2 separate regions of the Homo sapiens genome follow, and region 1 is linked to region 2. Evidence: read pairs that join two places in POLR2A ChIA-PET (ENCODE). Cell type or tissue: GM12878. All regions are shown on one strand. Links, peaks and the distances in the headings refer to the core of each region. The heading gives the core; the rest is flanking DNA.

What was found. Peaks named below come from ENCODE experiments on the same cell type or tissue, not always from the same donor. Only the 100,000 strongest peaks of a DNase experiment are listed, where the experiment ranks them.
Region 1: POLR2A ChIA-PET joins it to region 2 with 10 read pairs; 9 of 35 experiments call an interaction of 5 or more read pairs at or near these places.

The regions. Positions count from the first base shown.
Region 1 is chr7:5,739,616-5,748,959 of GRCh38, reverse strand. RNF216 (ring finger protein 216) reads left to right here. Exons shown (of 17, transcript NM_207111.4): 4 at 7,145-7,987. Among named protein-coding and RNA genes, the nearest start is that of MIR6874, 32 kb to the right of the region's middle. In GM12878, for the core only: no CTCF peak of the experiment used is centred there; a DNase peak (open chromatin) is centred at 5,159.
Region 2 is chr7:5,823,859-5,834,742 of GRCh38, reverse strand. It overlaps the pseudogene ZNF815P. Among named protein-coding and RNA genes, the nearest start is that of RNF216, 48 kb to the right of the region's middle. RefSeq lists an enhancer at 2,823-3,323. In GM12878, for the core only: a CTCF peak has its summit at 6,771 (motif pointing right); no DNase peak of the experiment used is centred there.

The DNA.
Region 1 (9,344 bases), core at 538-8,537, 85 kb after region 2:
CACACACATAACGCATATATAGACACGGAGACACAGAGAAGCAGATCTTATAGCCTTCGTTAAAATTCTTTATTTGCCAGTTTTCAAATACAGTTTACACTTGAACAACATGGTGGTTAGGGGTGCCAACCCCTGTGCAGTTTAAAATCTGCATATAACTTTTGACTCCCCAAAAACTTAAGTACTAATAGCATACTGTTGACCAAAGCCTTAACTACTTAGTACTACTTAATAACTACTTAACTACTAATAGCATACTGTTGACCAATAACATGGTTAACATGCTTTAGTTAGTATATTATGTGTGTGTGTGTGTGTGTGTGTGTGTGTGTGTGTGTGTGTGTGTGTATGTATATAAAAAATATACTGCATTCTTATAATAAAGTAAGCTGAGGAAAGGTTAAGAAAATCATAAAGAAACTGGACACGGTGGCTCACGCCTATAATCCCAGCACTTTGGGAGGCCAAGGCCAAGAGTTCAAGACCAGTCTGGCCAAGATGGTGAAACCCCGTCTCTACTAAAAATACAAAAATTAGCTGGGCATGGTGGTGAGCACCTATAATCCCAGCTACTTGGAATTTAGCTTGTTTCTTAATGAGTTACTGACTTCAGGACTGCCAAAGACTAACCAGAGCTTCCCTGGGGTAGAGTTTCAGCATTAAAATGAGGTGGAATTTGGCTTTTTCCTTCAAAAGGTGAACTGTAGGGCACAAAGACAGTTTGTGTGCAGCCTCTATAAGCTGGCAGAAACTGGTTTAAGATCTATATGTAGTAGTTCATCAGAAAACGATGTTTGTAAGGCCAGTCCTCTGTCTGTGTTAAGAGTTGTAGTGGGTTTCTGGGTTGTAAATCAGAGTTAGGGAGGGGTCTGATATTTGCCTGATACCGCCTATTGGTATGGAGCTTAGCAACAGTTTGATTTTTCTTGGAGCATAGGAATTTAGGGAGTTGCTATACCAGTCACCCTGAACCCTGACCTCATAGGTGATTTTTGTTTCCTTAACCTTAAGGGTCAGGGCAGACACAGTGGCTCAAAACCTGTAATCTCAGTCCTTTGAGAGGCCTAGCAGGAGGATCACTTGAGCTCAGGAATTCAAGGCTGTAGTGAGCTATGATTGTGCCACTATACTTCAGCCTGGGACCTTGTATCTAGTTATTATTTATTTTTTCTTTTTTTTTCCCCTTTTTTTTTTTTTTTTTTTTTTTTTTTTTGAGATGGAGTCTCCTGTTGCCCAGGCCAGGATGCAGTGGTGCAATCTTGACTCACTGCAACATGCACGTCCCAGGTTTAGTGATTCTTGTGCCTCAGCCTCCAGAGTAGCTAGGATTACAGGTGTGTGCCACCGTGCATGACCTTTGTCTCTAATTTTTAAAAAACAGACAAAACCTTAGGATCTGTCTTAGTTTATAAAGGGGCATCTATTTTGCTTTCAGATAACACCGTAGAGCTGAAACATTTTGGAAATGGCTTTCTAAGGGTCACGTCTGATATTTCAGGCTTTGCCTGGCCCATAAGTAGACTGGATAGTACTTGTCAGGTCCTGAATATCATCCTCAGGAAAATAATATTCTGCTTCTGCTGCTTTTATCCGTTTTTACTCCCTCTCCTTCCCCTGGTCCCACCATGTGTTAGCTGGTAATAAGTCAGGTATCCTAGGATCATAAGTTATAATTAAGACTCTGAATTCTTTAAAAAATGTCTGAAAGTCTTCCCCAGGTTTAGGACATTTTTAAACTATGACCTGTTTTTATCCGTAGCATGTAAGTCAGGAATTTCATGCTACATTTTCAGGTTGTTCTGTTTTATAAGGAAACAGTTGAACTGTTCTTTTCAGAGAAGAAAGGCAACTCAGAGTTAGTAGACTGTGAATATTCAGGAGTAGATGCAGTATTCAGGTAAAATGGGAGCAGTAGGAGTTACATTAGTTTATCTGTCTTTGGTGTGGGAGGTAATCTTGCGTTTCTAGTTTTTCATTAGCTTTTTGCAGTTAATCTTTCAAAAAAGCTATTTTAGAATTCTGTTGTCTCTTTGAGGCTTCTGAATGCCAGTAAGAATCTCGTTCTCTCCGTGTAATTTGGAGTCTTAGGATTCAAGTGAATTTCTTGGATGAACACTCTTTTTCATCTGGAACATTCCACATCATGGTCATCATAATTCTGAATTATTTTTGGTAAAGTTTTGCCACTTGTGTAACTATTTGTAGCTTCTGGAGCCAGAAGTTTTATACATGAAAAGGCAAGACTACCAGAAGGCAGAGTACTCCAATTTTTAGAAATTAGGGATGCTGTTTTTATGTTGGACCTTGTATATCTCAGGACCGGGATGACGTTGGCTCCAAGATGTCCTACCTAGCCAATCACTTTGCAGTTTCCATCTGACTCAGTCAAGACACCTGAGGCCTCCCTCACCTAAGCCTGCAAGAAAAGGAATCCACATACCCACAGATTCCAAAAGCCTGAGTTTATACCCTCCCTGCACTCAACACAGCTGGTATCAGTTAGCTTTAAAACTGCACCCCTGTATGCTAGCAGCAAATGGAGTTGCACCCACATTTCTGTCTGGCCATAATCTTGGGGGCTTGACTCAAGCCGTAAAGACCTCTGCAAAGAGGGAGCAAAAAATACAGTTATTGCCAGTGATTTGTGAGCCCCCACATTCCCAAAAGTCCTGTGCCCTGCCATAGCCCAGATTAACCCTAGGTACTGCAAAGTCAAATGCTCTCTCACAGTGCAGCCTAACCTTGGTACCCTCAAAGTCAAAGAGACCAGGTGCTAAAAAGACAGCAGAGCTCAGACCTGAGAAGGACTTCCGACACTTGCAGCTCCATGAGGAAAACGTTACTTCCCAAAAAAGGGAGTTAGCCGTTTTTCCTGTGTTCCTTGAGTTACCTCAAGATATCAACAGTCTCTGTCCCTTTGGGTTGCCAGACCTGTCAAAGGACAAAATTACAACAAATTTAGTGTAAGGATCTCAACTGTCTTTATTGTGAGTCTAGCATCAGGCAATGCTTCATTCCAAAATGGAGAGTAAGTGTTCTCGTTGCTCTTTTTTTTTTTTTTTTTTTAAGACAGTCTCAATCTATCACCCAGGCTGGAGTGCAGTGGCCTGATCTCGGCTCACTGCAACATCCCGAGTTTAAGCAATTATCCTGCCTCAGCCTCCCGAGAGTAGCTGGGATTACAGGTGTGTGCCACCACACCCGGCTGATTTTTGTGTTTTTAGTAGAGATGGGGTTTCACCATGTTGGTCAGGCTGGTCTCTAACTCTTGACCTCAAGTTATCCACCCACCTCAGCCTCCCAAAGTGCTGAGATTACAGGCGTGAGCCACCGTGCCCTGCCCTTGTTGCTTTTTACATTAATTTTATACTCAATCACCTTACCATTATTATCTGTAGTGATTTTTCAGTTGACTCTTAATTTCTTGAAAACGTGCATCTGATCTGTCTTTCCAATTTTTATGCTTCTTTCACGTGTCTAATTATATTACGGTACTTCCTCAAAAATTTTAATAGTGTTGATAGAGAAGAGCACGAATGGCCACAGACATAAATGGGAATACTTAATGTTTCTTCATTAAATGTGATGGTGCCTTTTTGCTTTAGATACCATTTCTTTAGTTATGTTAAGGAACTAGTCATTTACTTTGACTTAAAAAAATTTTTTTAGAAGTGAATGTAGGATTCTGTTACATTCAATTTCAGCATCTTACAGAGATTGTCATGTGGTTTTTCTTCCTTGACCTCTTAGTTGGTAAGTTATTGTCTTTGAAAAGACTCCCCTTGGTTGTGGCATTGTAATGTAGTAGTAATGTGCTGCTGGGGATTCCATTTGCTAATATTAGTGTTTTCTCCGTAGATCTTACAGGTGGAGATTGGCCCGTAGGTTTGTGTGTACGTATGATATCCTTGACATGTTTATTTTTTTATAAGCATGATTCTGACTTCATAAAAAGTTTAGAAGTTTTCTTTTTTTTTTTTCTTTTTGGAGATGGGAGTTTTGCTCTGTCACCCAGGCTGGAGTGCAATGGCGCGATCTTGGCTCACTGCAACCTCTGCCTCCCAGGTTCAAGTGATTCTGCTGCCTCAGCCTCCCAAATAACTGGGATTACAGGCATGCGCTACCACTCCCAGCTAATTTTGTAGTTTTAGTAGAGATGGGGTTTCACCATGTTGGTCAGGCTGGTCTCAAACTTCTGACCTCAGGTGATCCATCTGCCTCAGGCTCCCAAAGTGCTGGGATTATAGGCATAAGCCAACCGTGCCTAGCCAGAAGTTTTCTTTATTTCTTCGAGGGTTGTTTTTTGTTTGTTTGTTTGTTTTGTAGAGTCTTCAGAACCAATGTATTCTTTGAGGTTTTGAATATATTCTATAGAATTAAACAAAACAGACTGTTGTTCTACTTTGTCTTAATCTGTGACTCCTTATGTTTTTTCCCTTATTTAGTTCGAATGGTTATTTGAACTAACCATTATGTGTCCCCCTCCTTCCCTTCCCTCCCTTGTTTTCCTTCCTCCTCCTCTACCAAAGAAACAGCTTCTTCTCTTCTACAACTCCAGTTATGTGTTTTGAAGACCTTTTTGTTCTTGACGTGTTCTCTTATCTAATGTTGCATTTTGTCTATGCCTTACTATGGCTATTCTGACCTGGCTTTCAATGCACTAATTTCTCTCTTCAACTGTATTTACTTAAAATGCTATATATCCATATGTAGCATTAGTTATTGTATTTTTAGTTTTTGTATTAGTTATTGTATTTTTCCATTCTGGAATTTGCGTTCGATTCTTCTTCTTCTTGGCTGCAGTTCTCAATCTAGTCTTTGATTTCCCTAAACATGCTGTTACTTTAGAATTCATGTTGTTAATTTCACTGTGTGAAACCCTTGTATATTTGTTTCTGTTGTCTGTTACTTCTCTTGTTTTGATTTTCTGTTGCTGCATTAAGTTCTTGTATGCCTAGTTATTTTTGATTGAGTGTAAGTCATTGTATATGAAAATTTTGGGATTCTGTATGATGTTGTTTCTCTATAGAGGATCTTAATTGGTTTCTTGAAGAAGAGTAAGAGCACCAGCACCTCACATTCAGGGAGTTAAACTCTCCACGCTGCGATTCAGTTCCTGGGAGGTCCAGGGTATTTCCAGCTTGGCCCTTACTTCAGTGGCATAGTCCTCAGGGACCCACCCTAAAGCCTGAGATTCACCATCTCCTTTCTTCTAGGGACTTCCCAGAGGAACTGTTGTTACCAGTTTAGCATGTATCCTTCCAGGTCTTTTCTTTGAATTTGTATGTATCCATGTGTATATACATGTGGGTACATATACATACTTTTAGAAATGATTTTGTTTGTGTCTTATTGACATATTTTAAGTAAATGGAATCATTCTGTGTATGATTTTGCAGCTTGCTTTTCTTCACTTAATGGCATTTCTTAGTGAAGCTTCCCATTTCAGTACAGACTGAGCTACCTCTTTTTTTGGTAGGGGTCAGTTGTAGAGTATTTTGTAGAACAAATAAGTAATAGTTTATTTAACCATTCACTCAGGGACAAACTTCACAATGTCTCTAGGCTTTTTTCTGTTTATGCTGAATATTCTTGTATATGCCCTTTTTCGATAGAGTTTATAGAACAGTATGAAAAAATGATGACAGACATACATTTTTTATTTATATTTATGTATTTGTGTATTTATTTATTTATTTGAGACAGAGTCTTGCTCTGTCTCCAGGCTGGAGTGCTGTGGTACCATCTTGGCTCACTGCAACCTCTTGACTCCCTGGTTCAAGCAATTCTGCTCCGTCAGCCTCCCGAGTAGCTGGGATTGCAGGCACACGCCACCATGTCCAGCTGATGTTTGTATTTTTAGTAGAGACGGATTTTCACCATGTTGGCCAGGATGGTCTCGATCTCCTGACCTCGTGATCCGCCTGCCTTGGCCTCCCTGAATGCTGGGATTACAGGCATGAGCCACCACGCCTGGCCTACGTTTTTTATTTTAATAAATAGTGCCAAATTTCTCTCCTAAATTCACCAGCAGTAAATGATAGTATAAGAATTTTCACACATCGGCCAAGCGCGGTGCCCCACACCTGTAATCCCAGCACTTTGGGAGGCTGAGGTGGGCCAGTCATCTGAGGTCAGGAGTTCAAGACCAGCCTGGCCAACATGGCAAAACCCTGTCTCTAACAAAAATAGAAAAATTAGCTGGATGTAGAGGTGTGCGCCTATAATCCCAGCTACTCGGGAGGCTGTGGCAGGATAATTGCTTGAACCTGGGAGGCAGAAGTTGGAGTGAGCTGAGATCATGCCATTGCACTCCAGCCTGGGCAATAGAGCGAGACTCTGTCTCAAAAAAAAAAAAAAAAAAAAAAAAAAAGATTTTTCACCATCCTCACCAATGCTTGGTATTATCTAATTTAAAAGTTTGCCGGTCTTACAGGGAAAAAAATACTGTCTTGTTTTAATTTTTCATTTTGCTAGTTACTAATGAGATTTAGATTTTTTTATATGTTTTTTGAACATTTCTTATTCTTCTGATGTGTTAGCATTCTTTCATTGTTGTATCTGCTGTGGAGTTATTTTTGTTTTAGTAGTCTCAGGTTAAATTATAATTCAGGGCTGGGTTCAGTGGCTCATGCCTGTAATCCCAGCACTTTGGGAGGCTGAGGGAGGCGGATCACTTGAGGCCAGGAGTTTGAGACGAGCGTGGCCAACATGGCAAAACCCCATCTCTCTTAGAAACACAAAAATTAGCTGGACATGTTGGCACATTTTTGTAATCCCAGCTACTTGGGAGGCTGAGGCACAAGAGTTGCTTGAGCCCGGGAGGCAGAGGTTGCAGTGAGCCGAGATCGCACCATTGCACTCCAGCCTGGGTAGCAGAGGAAAACTGTGTCTCAAAAATAAAAATAAATTATAATTCAAACTATATCTCAAGCTTTAATCTATGAATGACTACTTTGATTCTTACAGATAGTATATAGTGTAATCAAATTTCAGTGTTAAGATAAATGTAAAGAATAGGTATTGTTAAGGGAGATGGTGTTTTTGTTTCTTTCCTGTCCTATCTCGGAAGCTCAATATAAGTACATAAGGAGGGATAGGCATAGGAAAGAAATTGAATTATTAAAATTTCATTTTTTCTTAGACAAATAAACCTCAGAGATCACGACCCAATCTCATCAAACCAGCTGCCCAGTGGCAAGATCTGAAAAGGTTGGGAGAAGAAAGGCCTAAAAAGTCTAGAGCAGCATTTGAATCAGATAAGAGCAGCTATTTTTCAGTGTGTAACAACCCATTGTTTGATTCTGGGGCACAGGATGATTCTGAGGATGACTACGGTGAATTTCTGGATCTTGGGCCTCCTGGAATCTCTGAATTCACTAAGCCAAGTGGCCAAACAGAAAGAGAACCCAAGCCTGGACCGAGTCATAACCAAGCAGCAAATGACATTGTCAACCCCAGATCAGAGCAGAAAGTCATCATCTTGGAAGAAGGTAGCCTTCTTTACACAGAAAGCGATCCTTTGGAAACTCAGAACCAGTCATCCGAAGACTCAGAGACAGAGCTGTTATCAAATCTAGGAGAGTCAGCTGCTCTAGCAGATGATCAGGCCATCGAAGAAGACTGCTGGTTAGATCATCCTTACTTCCAGTCTCTGAACCAACAGCCCCGTGAAATAACAAACCAGGTCGTTCCTCAGGAACGGCAGCCTGAAGCAGAACTGGGCCGCTTGTTGTTTCAGCATGAATTCCCAGGGCCCGCTTTTCCAAGGCCGGAACCCCAGCAAGGTGGGATTTCAGGCCCCTCTTCTCCTCAGCCTGCCCATCCTCTAGGAGAGTTTGAAGACCAGCAGTTAGCAAGTGATGATGAAGAGCCAGGTCCAGCCTTTCCAATGCAAGAATCTCAAGAGCCCAATTTGGAAAACATTTGGGGGCAAGAAGCTGCAGAGGTAGATCAAGAGCTCGTTGAACTACTAGTGAAAGAAACGGTAAGTTTTATTTTATCAAGTAAATGTAGACACTACATATACTGAGTTTTTTTCTTTTTTTTTTTTCATTGCAAAAAAAAAAGTTGTTGGTATGCGTGGACTTCATTTTCCTAAGAAGTATATATCTAGATGTACAGAATAGAAGAGACACTCTGAAGACATGAAAATGGAATCAGGGTTCCTTTACTATACTTAACCTTCAGGAAGCTCTCTGGGATTCTAACTGCATATCATGGTGGCCTGGTGCTGTCATACCTGCAGTCCCTTGTTTTTTTCAAATTCCTTGAGTTCACTCCAAATGGAAACCCTTAAAGCAGTTTTATTGAATTACCTAGACCTATGCTGTCCAATATGGCACTTACTAGCTCCTTGTGGCTGTTTACATTTAAATGTCTTACAGTTAAATAAAATTTTCCAGTGGCATCAGTCACATCTTAACCTTAGTAGCCACATGAGGCTAACAGCTTACCTCATCATCAAGCATGGAGGACAGTGTTTCTGTCATCCAACAAAGTTCTATTAGTGGTGATATTAAGAGTAACACAAGGGCTGGGCGTGCTGGCTCACACCTGTAATCCCAGCACTTTGGGAGGCCAAGGTGGGTGGATCACAAGATCAGGATATCAAGACCATCCTGGCTAACACGGTGAAACCCTGTCTCTACTAAAAAAATTAAAAATTAGCCGGGCGTGGTGGCGGGCGCCTGTAGTCCCAACTTCTTGGGAGGCTGAGGCAGGAGAATGGTGTGAACCCAGGAGGCAGAGCTTGCAGTGAGTCAGGATCGTGCCACTGCACTCCAGCCTGGGCGACAGAGTGAGACTCTATCTCACAAAAAAAAAAAAAAAAAAAAAAAAAAAAAAAAAAAAAAGGTGTTACATCTGGTAGCCACTATTTGCCTTCAAACAAGTCCGTTAACCCTACTTTACCCAGGCGGGTTTTTTTTGTTTTGTTTTTGGTTTGTTTTTTTTTTGAGACCGAGTCTCACTCTGTCACCCAGGCTGGGGTACAGTGGTGCGATCTCAGCTCACTGCAACCTCCGCCTCCTGGGTTCAAGCGATTCTTCTGTCTCTGCCTCCCGAGTAGCTGGGATCACAGGCACATACCACCACGTCTGGCTAATTTTTGTATTTTTTTAGTAGAGACGGGGTTTCACCATGTTGGCCAGGCTGGTTTTGAACTCCTGACCTCAGGTGATCCGCCTGCCTCGACCTCCCAAAGTGCTTCGATTATAGGCATGAGCCACTGCACCCGGCCACCCAGGTGTTTTTATCTAGGCACTAGGTTGTGTGCTGCTTGAGGGCTGGCATGAGATTGTAACTTATTTGTGTTTGGATTCCCTTTGTCTAGACAGAGATGC
Region 2 (10,884 bases), core at 1,381-9,380:
CATTCGTTCCTCTAGATAATGCAGTGTTACATCCAGGTCACTTGGCACCACACAAGGCTGTCTCTGTAGACCTGAGTGTTCGGCATCCCCAAACAACCAGAATCACAGACGGCTGCTTTGGCATAATATCTGCTGTTTATACAGAGAGGAAGAAAAGTCACAAGAGATTTCCTGTTGTGTTTCTTTCAAGGTGGTTGTTATTGAGGAACGGGTCTGCCACATCTTACATACAAAGATCAAATACATCTTTAAATCTTGAAAGAGCTGTATTCCCCCCGAGAATTAGACACGGTTGTCCAAAACAGACAACACAAGTCATATATTAGATGGAATCTGCCTGCCTTTTTTAAGTGACAGGAATGTCAGATATAAATTTACAAGGCATCGGGCTGGGCACAGTGGCTCACGCCTGTAATCCCAGTACTTTGGGAGGCCGAGGTGGGCAGATCACTTGAAGCCAGGAGTTTGAGACCAGCCTGGCCAACGTGGTGAAACCTCATCTTTACTAAAAATACAAAAATTAGCTGTGTGTGGTAGCAGGTGCCTGTAAGCAGGTGCCTGTAAGGAGGCTGAGGCAGGAGAATTGCTTGAACCCAGGAGGCAGAGGTTGCAGTGGGCCGAGATTATGCCACTGCACTCCAGCCTAGATGATAGAGCCAGACTCTGTCTCAAAAAAGAATTTACAAGGCATCTCACAACTGCAGCAGCCTCTACAGTCTCTCCACCCTGTCCTTCCCACAGCCGTGACCTTCCATTCTCTTCCTGTTTTCACTGATCCTGACTTCTGTTTGCATTTTATCAGATTTTTTTTTTTTTTTTGAGACAGAGTCTCACTCTGTCACCCAGGCTGAAGTGCAGTGGTATGATCTCAGCTCACTGCAATCTCCACCTCCCAGGTTCAAGTGGTTCTCCTGCCTCAGCCTCCCAAGTAGCTGGGATTACAGGCACCCACCACCACACCCATCTAATTTTGTATTTTTAGTAGAGACAAGGTTTCACCACATTGGCCAGGTTGGTCTCAAACTCCTGACCTCAAGTGATCCACCCGCTTTGGCTTCCCACAGTGCTGGGATTACCAGTGTGAGCCACCACACCCAGCCTTTATTAGTCATGTTCTTATGAGCATCCAAAATCCCTGCTGAAAAAGTGCAGTAGAAAGAAATGCCACACTCACCTGGGCCATGGTTCTTCCTTGCTGTTGTGGGAAAGCAGGTATCTGTGAAGGCAGACATCAGAGTGGGGAGAGAGGATATGAGAGGCCACGCTTGCCCGTGGGCTCCCGATCAACTGCTGAGACCACCCCCACCCCCCGCCTCGCGGGCACAGGTGGGAGAAAGCCTTCTCTGAAGGATCCCCATTATCAGAGCAAAGCCCTCACCTTGGAAATGTCATAGGGACTCAATCTCATGAGGCCTGACTTGGATTTTTGTTTTGTTTTTTGAGACAGGGTTTCACTCTGTCACCCAGGCTGGAATGCAGCGATGCAATCAGAACTCAATGCAGCCCTGGACTCCCAGGCTCCAGCGATCCTCCCACCTCAGCCTCCCGAGAAGCTGGGACTATAGGTGTGTCACACGCCCAGCTAATTTTTAAATTTTTTGGTAGAGAAGGCGGTCTCACTGTATTGCACAGGCTGGTCTCAAACTCCTGGGTTCAAGCAATCTGCCCATCTCAGCCTCCCAAAACCTTGGGATTACAGGGGTGAACCACCACGACTGACTGGAGTTTTTCTTAATGAATATGTGTATCTATGTCTCAGTAACCAATGTGCAATTTACTACAATCCCCACCCATTACCCAAAAATGTAATTATTAGAAATCTATTCTGAAGAAACAGGCCAGATGCAGAGGCTCACGCCTGTAATCACCACACTTTGGGAGGCCGAGGCAGGTGCATCACCTAAGGTCAGGAGTTCAAGACCCGCTTGGCCAATATGGTGAAACCCCATCTCTACTAAAATACAAAAATCAGCCAGGTGTGGTGGCACATGCCTGTAATCCCAGCTACTCAAGAGGCTGAGGCAGGAGAATCTCTTGAACTTGGGAGGCAGAGATCACAGGGAGCCGAGATTGTGCTGTACCACTGCACTCCAGCCTGGGCAACAAAGCGAGCTTGCATCCCCCCAAAAAATGATAAGAAAACTTTTTGGGGGATGGGGTCTGGCTCTGTTGCCCAGGCTAGAGTGCAGTGGTACGGCACAATCTTGGCTTCCTGTGACTTGTCCCTGTAATCCTAGCTACTTGGGAGGCTGAGGCAGGAGAATCGCTTGAGCCTCGGAGGTGGAGGTGGCAGTGAGCTGTGATTGCGCCACTATACTCCAGCCTGGGCAACAGAGTGAGACTCCGTCTAAAAACTCAAAACATATATATATATATATGCTTTTTGTAGAGTCAGGGTCCCGCTATGTTGCTCAGGCTGGTCTCGAACTCCTGGCCTCAAGAGATCCTCCCGCCTTGGCCTCCCAAAGTGCTGGGATTACAAGCATGCATCACTGTGCCTGGCCTGTTTCTTGTCTGTATACATCGACTACAAACTACAGCACATGTAATAAGTTTGTAAACATACATCTATAAAGAAAAAATTCTGGGCCAGGCACAGTGGCTCAAGCCTGTAATCCCAGCACTTTGGGAGGCCAAGGTGAGTGGATCACTTGAGGTCAGGAGTTCGAGACCAGCCTGGCTAACATGGCAAAACCCTGTCTCTACTAAAAATACCAAAATTAGCTGGGTGTGGTGGTGCATGCCTGTAATCCCAGCTACTCAGGAGACTGAGGCAGGAGAATTGCTTGAACCCAGGGGGTGGAGGCTGCAGTGAGCCGAGATCACACCACTGCACTCCAGCCTGGGTAAGAGCGAGATTCCATATCAAAAAAAACAAACATAAAAATAAACTGATTAATACAAATGCTCTCTGGGTGCTCACGAGAAAGATCGGGGCTGGGCAGAAGACCAGAGAGACTTCCTTGGGAGTGAAGGTCTGGAGGAGGGATGCGGCTGCCGTGGAGGGAAACATGCGAAGCCCCCTCCCGAACTTTCTCTTCTGAGGAACAAAAGCCTCAAGCTGCCAGGGGAATGGCAGTCAACCCTGTTGCCACCAGAACACAGGCAAGACCTTGTGCCTTCCTCCTTGAACCAGGGACAGGAATATATCCTGGGCTCAGGCTTAAAGGTCTCCTGACACGAGGGGAGGGACAGGATCACTGTGACTCAGAGACCCAGGGCCCACCCTGGACTGAGAAGACAAAGAGAACCCCTCCACCCACAGGCCTGGAGATGCAAGCAGCAGCCGTCAACACAAGGAGGGGATCAAGAGCGGAAGGTCCCATTCGCAGCACAAAGCGATGCTACGGAATTGTGAAGCTAGTGGCCCACTGCGGTAACCATGGTGACCAGCCCACCGCCCACTCAACTCCTGGCTGGACACGGTTCAACCACCCTCCAGCGCTCCCTGCTCCTTACACAGTAACAGCTCAGCAGAACTGGCTCATGTCCTCGTGTCTGCTCTCCTACGCAAGTCTAGCCTTCAAGACTAGCCAGAGATGGAAACGGAAAAAACAACCCACTGAAAAGAAGCAAAGCAACAAACAGATATTAATTCCATCTCAGCAACAAACAGATATTAATTCCATCTCAGGTCAGCATCAGCAAGTGTATGTCACGGAGATGCGCTGCAAACGAACACAAAATCCAAAACCAAAAAGACAAAAGGAAGAGAAACCAATACATCTTCCATCACAGTAAAAGATTTTTTTCTTTTTTTGAGACAGTGTCACCCAGGCTGCAGTGCAGTGGCGTGATCTCAGCTCACTGCAACCTCCACCTCCTGGGTTCAAGTGATTCTCCTGCCTCAGCCTCCCAAGTAGCTGGAATTACAGGCACGTGCCACTACGCCCAGCTAATTTTTGTATTTTTAGTAGAGATGGGGTTTCACTATGTTGGCCACGCTGGTCTTGAACTCCTGACCTCAGGTGATCTTGCTGCCTCGGCCTCCCGAAGTGCTGGGATTGCAGGCGTGAGCCCCCGCGCCTGGCCATCTTCCTCCCTTCTTTTTAAATTTCTGCTCATTCTCTTTTACCTTTGGGGTTTTGCTCTTTTTTTCTCTTTTTTAAATATCTTTTTCTGGAAGACACAGACTGGACAATGGGGGTAGATGCTCCCTATTCTTTTTTCTGTGGAAGCCACCTGAGCTAAATGTCATTAAGTTTCACTCCTTGTATTTAACATATGTATTAGGACTAGCCGGGTGCAGTGGCTCACTCCTGTAATCCCAGCACTTTGGGAGTCCGAGGTGGGCGGATCATGAGGTCAGGAGATCGAGACCATCCTGGCTAACATGGTGAAACCTAGTCTCTACTAAAAACACACACACACACACACACACAAAAATTAGCCAGGCTTGGTGGCAGGCACTGGCAATCCCAGCTATGCGGGAGGCTGAGGCAGGAGAATGGCATGAACCCGGAAGGCGGAGCTTGCAGTGAGCCGAGATCATGCCACTGCACTCCAGCCTGCGCGACAGAGCGAGACTCCATCTCAAAAAAAAAAAAAAAAAAAAAAAAAAAAAGGTATTAGGACTTTAATAATACATTAAAAAGAAAAAACTAAAATCAATTCTTGGAAAGGTTTGATTAAACCTAATAAAGTAATTGGTTTGTATTTAAGATTAATAAAATTGACCGGAAGCCAGGCACAATTGAGTAAGAGAAGGCAAAGATAAACCATTTGTGCACATGAAAAAGACAATTTCAGATACGGTCGAGGTTTATAATTGTAAGATCAGTATAAACAATTGCCATAAATTCAAAATTAAATGGGATACTTTTCTAGAAAATATAAATTACTAAAATTGACTGACAAACAGAAAACCAGAATAAACCACTCAACATTAAATGAAATGGATTCATCTTAAAAAATATAGCCATTGGGGAAACACCAGGAATTTTACCACATTCTACTCAAGATTTTTGCAGTGTTCATAAGACAAAGTGAATTTATATATAAAATATATGCTAAAAATAAATGAGAAAGACAACCCCTAAAGAAATATAGGCAAAGGTGATAAACATACAAAGCAATCTTATACACTGTTCATGGCTACACTCCTGTCTAGTAAATAAACAAAAACATAGATATATAGCAATTTTGGCCAGACACAGTGGCTCACGCCTATAATCCCTGCACTTTGGGAGGCCAGGGTGGGTGGATCACTTGAGGCCAGGAATTCAAGACCAGCATGGCCAACATGGGGAAAACCCTGTCTCTACTAAAAATACAAAAATTAGCCAGGTGTGGTGGTGGGTGCCTGTAATACCAGCTACTTGGGAGGCTGAGGCGTGAGAATCACTTGAACTCAGGAGGCAGAGGTTGCAGTGAGCCGGGATTGTACTGCTGCACTCCAGCCTGGGTGACAGAGTGAAACTCCATCTCAAAAAAAAAAAAAAAAAAAAAAAAAGGCAAGCATCAAAAGCAATCCTGAATACTAAAAGAAAAATACATACATTCCATAGATCCCACTGACTCAAAAAATAAAATTAGAAAATAAAAAGAATGCAAAAAAATATTTAAACCACTAAATACACTAAATATGAAATGAATCCATACTCAAAAGTATTCCCAAAGAAATACCAAGCCTGTATGTTTTTTAGGAATTTTATCAAACTCTCTTCAAGACTTTTGCGACATGTGTAAGTGGTTTATTTGGGTTTTGTATATGTCAGTCAATTTTAGCAATTTACAATTTTCTACAAATGTGTCTTAATTTCAGATTTATGCCATTAAATGATTTATAGTAACATCTCACTTTTTATAAACATCTACTGACCAGGTGCGGTGGCTCACACCTGTCATACCAGCACTTTGGGAGGCCAAGGTGGGTGGATCACCTCAGGTCAAGAGTTTGAGACCAGCCTCGTCAACATGGTAAAACCTTGTCTCTACTAAAACTACAAAAAAAAAAATTAGCTGGACATGGTGGCGCATGCCTGTAGCCCCAGCTACTCGGGGAGGCTGAGGCAGGAGAATCGCTTCAACCCAGGAGGTGGAGATTGCAGTGAGCCAAGATCATGCCACTGCACTCCAGCCTGGGCGACAGAGGGAGACTCCATCTCAAAAAACAAACAAACAAACAAAAGGCCAGGCATGGTGGCTCATGCTGTAATCCCAGCACTTTGGGAGGCTGAGGCAGGCGGATTGCCTGAAGTCATGAGGCTGAGGTGGGTGGATTGCCTGAGGTCAGGAGTTTGAGACCAGGCTGGCCAACATAGTGAAACCCCATCTCTACTAAAAATACAAAAAAATTAGCCGGGCATGGTGGCGTGCGCCTGCAATCCCAGCTACTCCAGAGGGTGAGGTAGGGGAATTGCTTGAACCAGGGAGATGGAGGTTGCGGTGGAGCCAAGATCACGCCACTGCACTCCGGCCTGGGCGACAGAGCAAGACTCCGTCTCAAAAAAAAAAAAAAAAAATCTATCTACTGTATCTGAAATCATCTCTTCCATTCTAAAATAGCCGATTTCTATTCTCCCTCGACCAGTGCAGACTGAAGTTTGTCTAAATTTATTCATTTTAAATACAACCAAATTTTTGTTTGTTTTTAACAAATCCTTTCCAATAAGTAATTTTAGCTTTTTCTTTTTAACTTTTTACTTGAGTGACTTGAGACTCAAAAGAAAGTCTCAAGAATAGTATGAAGAATTTCCAAATACCCTTCTCATCTACATCTCCCAAATATTAACATTTTACCACATTTATGCAGGCGGCTGATGAAAAAGGTCCCACCACAAGGTGGCAGAGTACACACCTGGGCGAGGCTTTGTGCAGGCAGGAAGGCCCTCAGGTTAGAGGCCATCCCAGGGCTGTGGCATGGGGGCCATTACCCAGAAGGAGAGGGGGCAGGGACAGCTCCTGGGTATCTCTGAGAGCCTTAGGGTCTTTTTTTTTTTTTTTTTTTTTGATATGGAATCTTGCTCTGTCACCCAGTCTGGAGTGCAGTGACACGATCTCCAACCTCCGCCTCCCGGGTTCAAGCAATTCACCTGCCTCAGCCTCCCGAGTAGCTGGGATTACAGGCCCCTGCCATCATGTCTAGCTAATTTTTGAATTTTTGTAGAGACGGGGTTTCCCCATGTTGGCCAAGCTGGTCGTGAACTCCTCACCTCAGGGGATCCGCCTGCCTCAGCCTCCCAATGTGCTGGGGTTAAAGGCATGAGCCACCGTGCCCAGCTAGCCTTGGGGTCTTGAAAGCCACATGGTTTGTCTTATACATGGCCAGCAGATGTTGGGTGCAGTTTCCCAGGTATGTACAGCAAGAGATCTCTAAATCACTACAAATCTGCATGTACTTCGGCTATGATTCAAACAACTGGGGCCAGGCATAATGGCTCACACCTGTAATCCCAGCACTCAGGGAGGCCAAGGTGAGAGGATCCCTTGAGCCCAGGAGTTCAAGGCCAGCCTGGGCAACATAGCGAGACTCCTGTCTCTATTAGAAAATAAAACAGGCCAGGCGTGGTGGCTCACGCCTGTAATCCCAGCACTTTGGGAGGCCAAGGCGGGTGGATCACCTGAGATTAGGAGTTCAAGACCACCCTGGCCAACATGGTGAAACCCTGTCCCTACTGAAACTACAAAAATTAGCCAGGTGTGGTGGTGGGTGACTGTAATACCAGCTACTGGGGAGGCTTAGGCAGGAGAATCACTTGAACCCGGGGGGCAGAGGTTGCAGTGAGCCGAGATCACACCACTGCACTCCAGCCTGGGCAACAGAGCAACTGTCTCAAAAAGAAAAAAAAAATAAATTATTCAATTTAGGTTTAATGTCTCATGATTAGATTCAGGTGATACGTTGTGGCAGAAATTTTTTTTGTTTTAACTTGCTCTATTTTTTTAAGTGGGAAAACACTTAATTCCATAAAACAGAGTATATGTTCGTCTCTTCCTTTTAATTTCTCCTCATATGCTTTTACTTTCGGGGGTTTGAGCTTGTTTTTTCTTTTTTTTTTTTGAGAGGGAGTCTCGCTCTGTCGCGCCGGCTAGAGTGCAGTGGCACAATCTCGGCTCACTGCCAGCTCTGCCTCCCGGGTTCACGCCATTCTCCTGCCTCAGCCTCCCGAGTAGCTGGGACTACAGGTGCCTGCCACCACACGCGGCTAATTTTTTGTACTTTTAGTAGAGATGCGGTTTCACCGTGTTAGCCACGACGGTCTCGATCTCCTGACCTCGTGATCCGCCTGCCTCAGCCTCCCAAATTGCTGGGATTACAGGCATGAGCCACCATGCCCAGCCCCTATTCTCTTTTCTATGCTAACCACCTGAGCTGAATGTCATTAAGTTTCATTCTTTTTATTTAACACATATATTAGGACTACAGTAATAAGTTAAAAAGAAAAAAAATCAATTTTTGGAAAGGTCTTATTAAAACTAATAAAATAACTGGTTTGTATTTAAAATTAATAAAATCGACCAGATTCCAGGCACAATTGAGCAAGAGAAGGCATGAAAAAGACAATTTCAGATATGGTCAAGGTTTGATTTTTTTTTTTTTTTTTTTGAGATAGGGTCTCACTCTGTCGCGCAGACAAGAGTGCAGTGGCGTGATCTCGGCTCACTGCAACCTCCGCCTCCCAGGCTCACGCGATTCTCTTGCCTCTGCCTCTTGAGTAGCTGGGATTACAGGCGTGTGCCACTACTGCCCAGCTAATTTTTTTTTTGGTATTTTTAGTAGACACGGGGTTTCACCATGTTGGCCCGGCTGGTATCCAACTCCTGACCTCATGTGATACACCCGCCTTGACCTCCCAAAGTGCTGCAATTACAGGTGTGAGCCACAGCGCCCAGCCATGGTCGAGGTTTATAAGATTACTCTAAATAATTGCCATAAATTCAAAATTAAATGGGACACTTTCCTAGAAAATATAAATTACTAAAATTGACTGGCAAACAGAAAACCAGAATAAGCCACTCAACATTAAGTGGATCCATCCTAAAAAATACAGCCATCGGGGAAACACCAGGAATTCATTACATTCTACTCAAGATTTTTGCAATGTCTGTAACTCAAAGTGAATTTATATCTAAAAAATATGAAAAAAATGCTAAAAATAAGAAAAAGACAACCCTGAAGGAAATACAGGCAAAGGTGATGAACATACAAAGCAATCTTATACTGTTTATGGCTACACTCCTGTCTAGTAAATAAACAAAAACACGTATCAATTTTGGCCAGGTGCAGTGGCTCACGCCTGTGATCCCAGCACTCTGGGAAGCCAAGGTGGGTGGATCACTTGAGGTCAGGAGTTTAACACCAGCCTGCCCGACATGGGGAAACCCGTCTCTACCAAAAATACAAAAATTAGCCAGGTGTGGTCGTGGGCGCCTGTGATCCCACCTACTCGGGAGACAGAGGTTGCCGTGAGCCCAGATCCAGCCACTGCACTCCAGCCTGGGCGACAAGAGACTCAACCCCCCAAAATAAAAGATATATAGCAATTTTAAGTTTAATCTCAGTGAGGGAGAGTACAAAGGGTCGTCAACAGTATTTAGGAGGTTTTAGTTCTGTAAGAAAATCTGAACCCAGCATACTTTTTTTTTCACATCCATTCGGCTCAGAATGAAGTAAACTTTTGACATCTGCTCAATTTGGATCATGAGTACAAAGGCTCCATTTTCTTTTACTTTGCTATGTATTTAGATCTCTTCCAATATTACTAATCAAAAATAGCAAAAAAGAATTATGGACATGTCATAGGAAAAGCTCCTTCAGGCCGGGCAAGGTGGCTCATGCCTGTAATCCGAGCACTTTGGGAGGCCGAGGCGGGCGGATCACGAGGTCAGGAGTTCGAGACCAGCCTGACCAACATGGTGAAACCGTCTCTACTAAAAATACAAAAATCAGCCAGGCGTGGTGGCGCCCGCCTGTAATCCCAGCTATTTAGGAGGCTGAGGCAGGAGAATTCGCTTGAACCGGGGAGTTGGAGGTTGCAGTGAGCTGAGATTGTGCCACTGCACTCCAGCCTGGGCGACAGAGTGAGACTCAGTCTCAAAAAAAAAAAAAAAAAAGAAAAGAAAAACCTCTTTCAGTAAGACCCAAGTGCAAGTCGTGATAGAAAAACCACCACCACGAAAACATTTGCTCCTATCACGATTTAAAACCATAGTACCAGTTTCATTCTCTCCCCAACTCAAGTGAGTTTCATCTTAAAAAAAAAAAAAAAAACATCAAAGACAGACATCCTCTGCTAACTCCATCACATCACACCACCCCAAGTGTTGCTCACCTTTCTTCACCAAGGGCTGGAAAAGAACAGTCTACACAGAACTGCGGCAGCCGCCTCCTTCTCCTCACCCGTCTACAACAGAGGTGCTCACACTGTACGCCTTCATCTGGTGTCTCCCTACTCAATTGTCTCACACCCTCAGTCCAACCCTCATAACTCTACTTCCTGCAGGGATACTTTGACCAACACCCAAATATGATCATGCCTCTGCCTTGAAGTACTGCATTTGCAGCTGGAGCAAGAGGGAGACCCCAGCCTCGGACCTTGCTGGTCAGCCCCCCACCCCGCCCCCAGCCTCACGGCCCTGGGCGCCTCCCCTGTGCTGAGTCCTCAGTACCACCCATCATTACCCCTCAGGGATGCTCCTCCCTGGTCCTCAAAGACCCTATTGCCATTTCATCTGCAACATCTTATTTAAGTCTGACCTGAAGTCACTCCTTCCCCAGTTGAAACTGATCCTCCCTCCCCTGGGTGTCCATGCATCCTGATAGTTGAGGTAACTAACAGGGCGGCTACCCCTGGATCGCCCCCACATGTTAACGTGACCAACACCTCTGTAGGACTGCATCCAACAAGGGACCCCAGCTCCGTGCTCCCCCAGATCGGACCC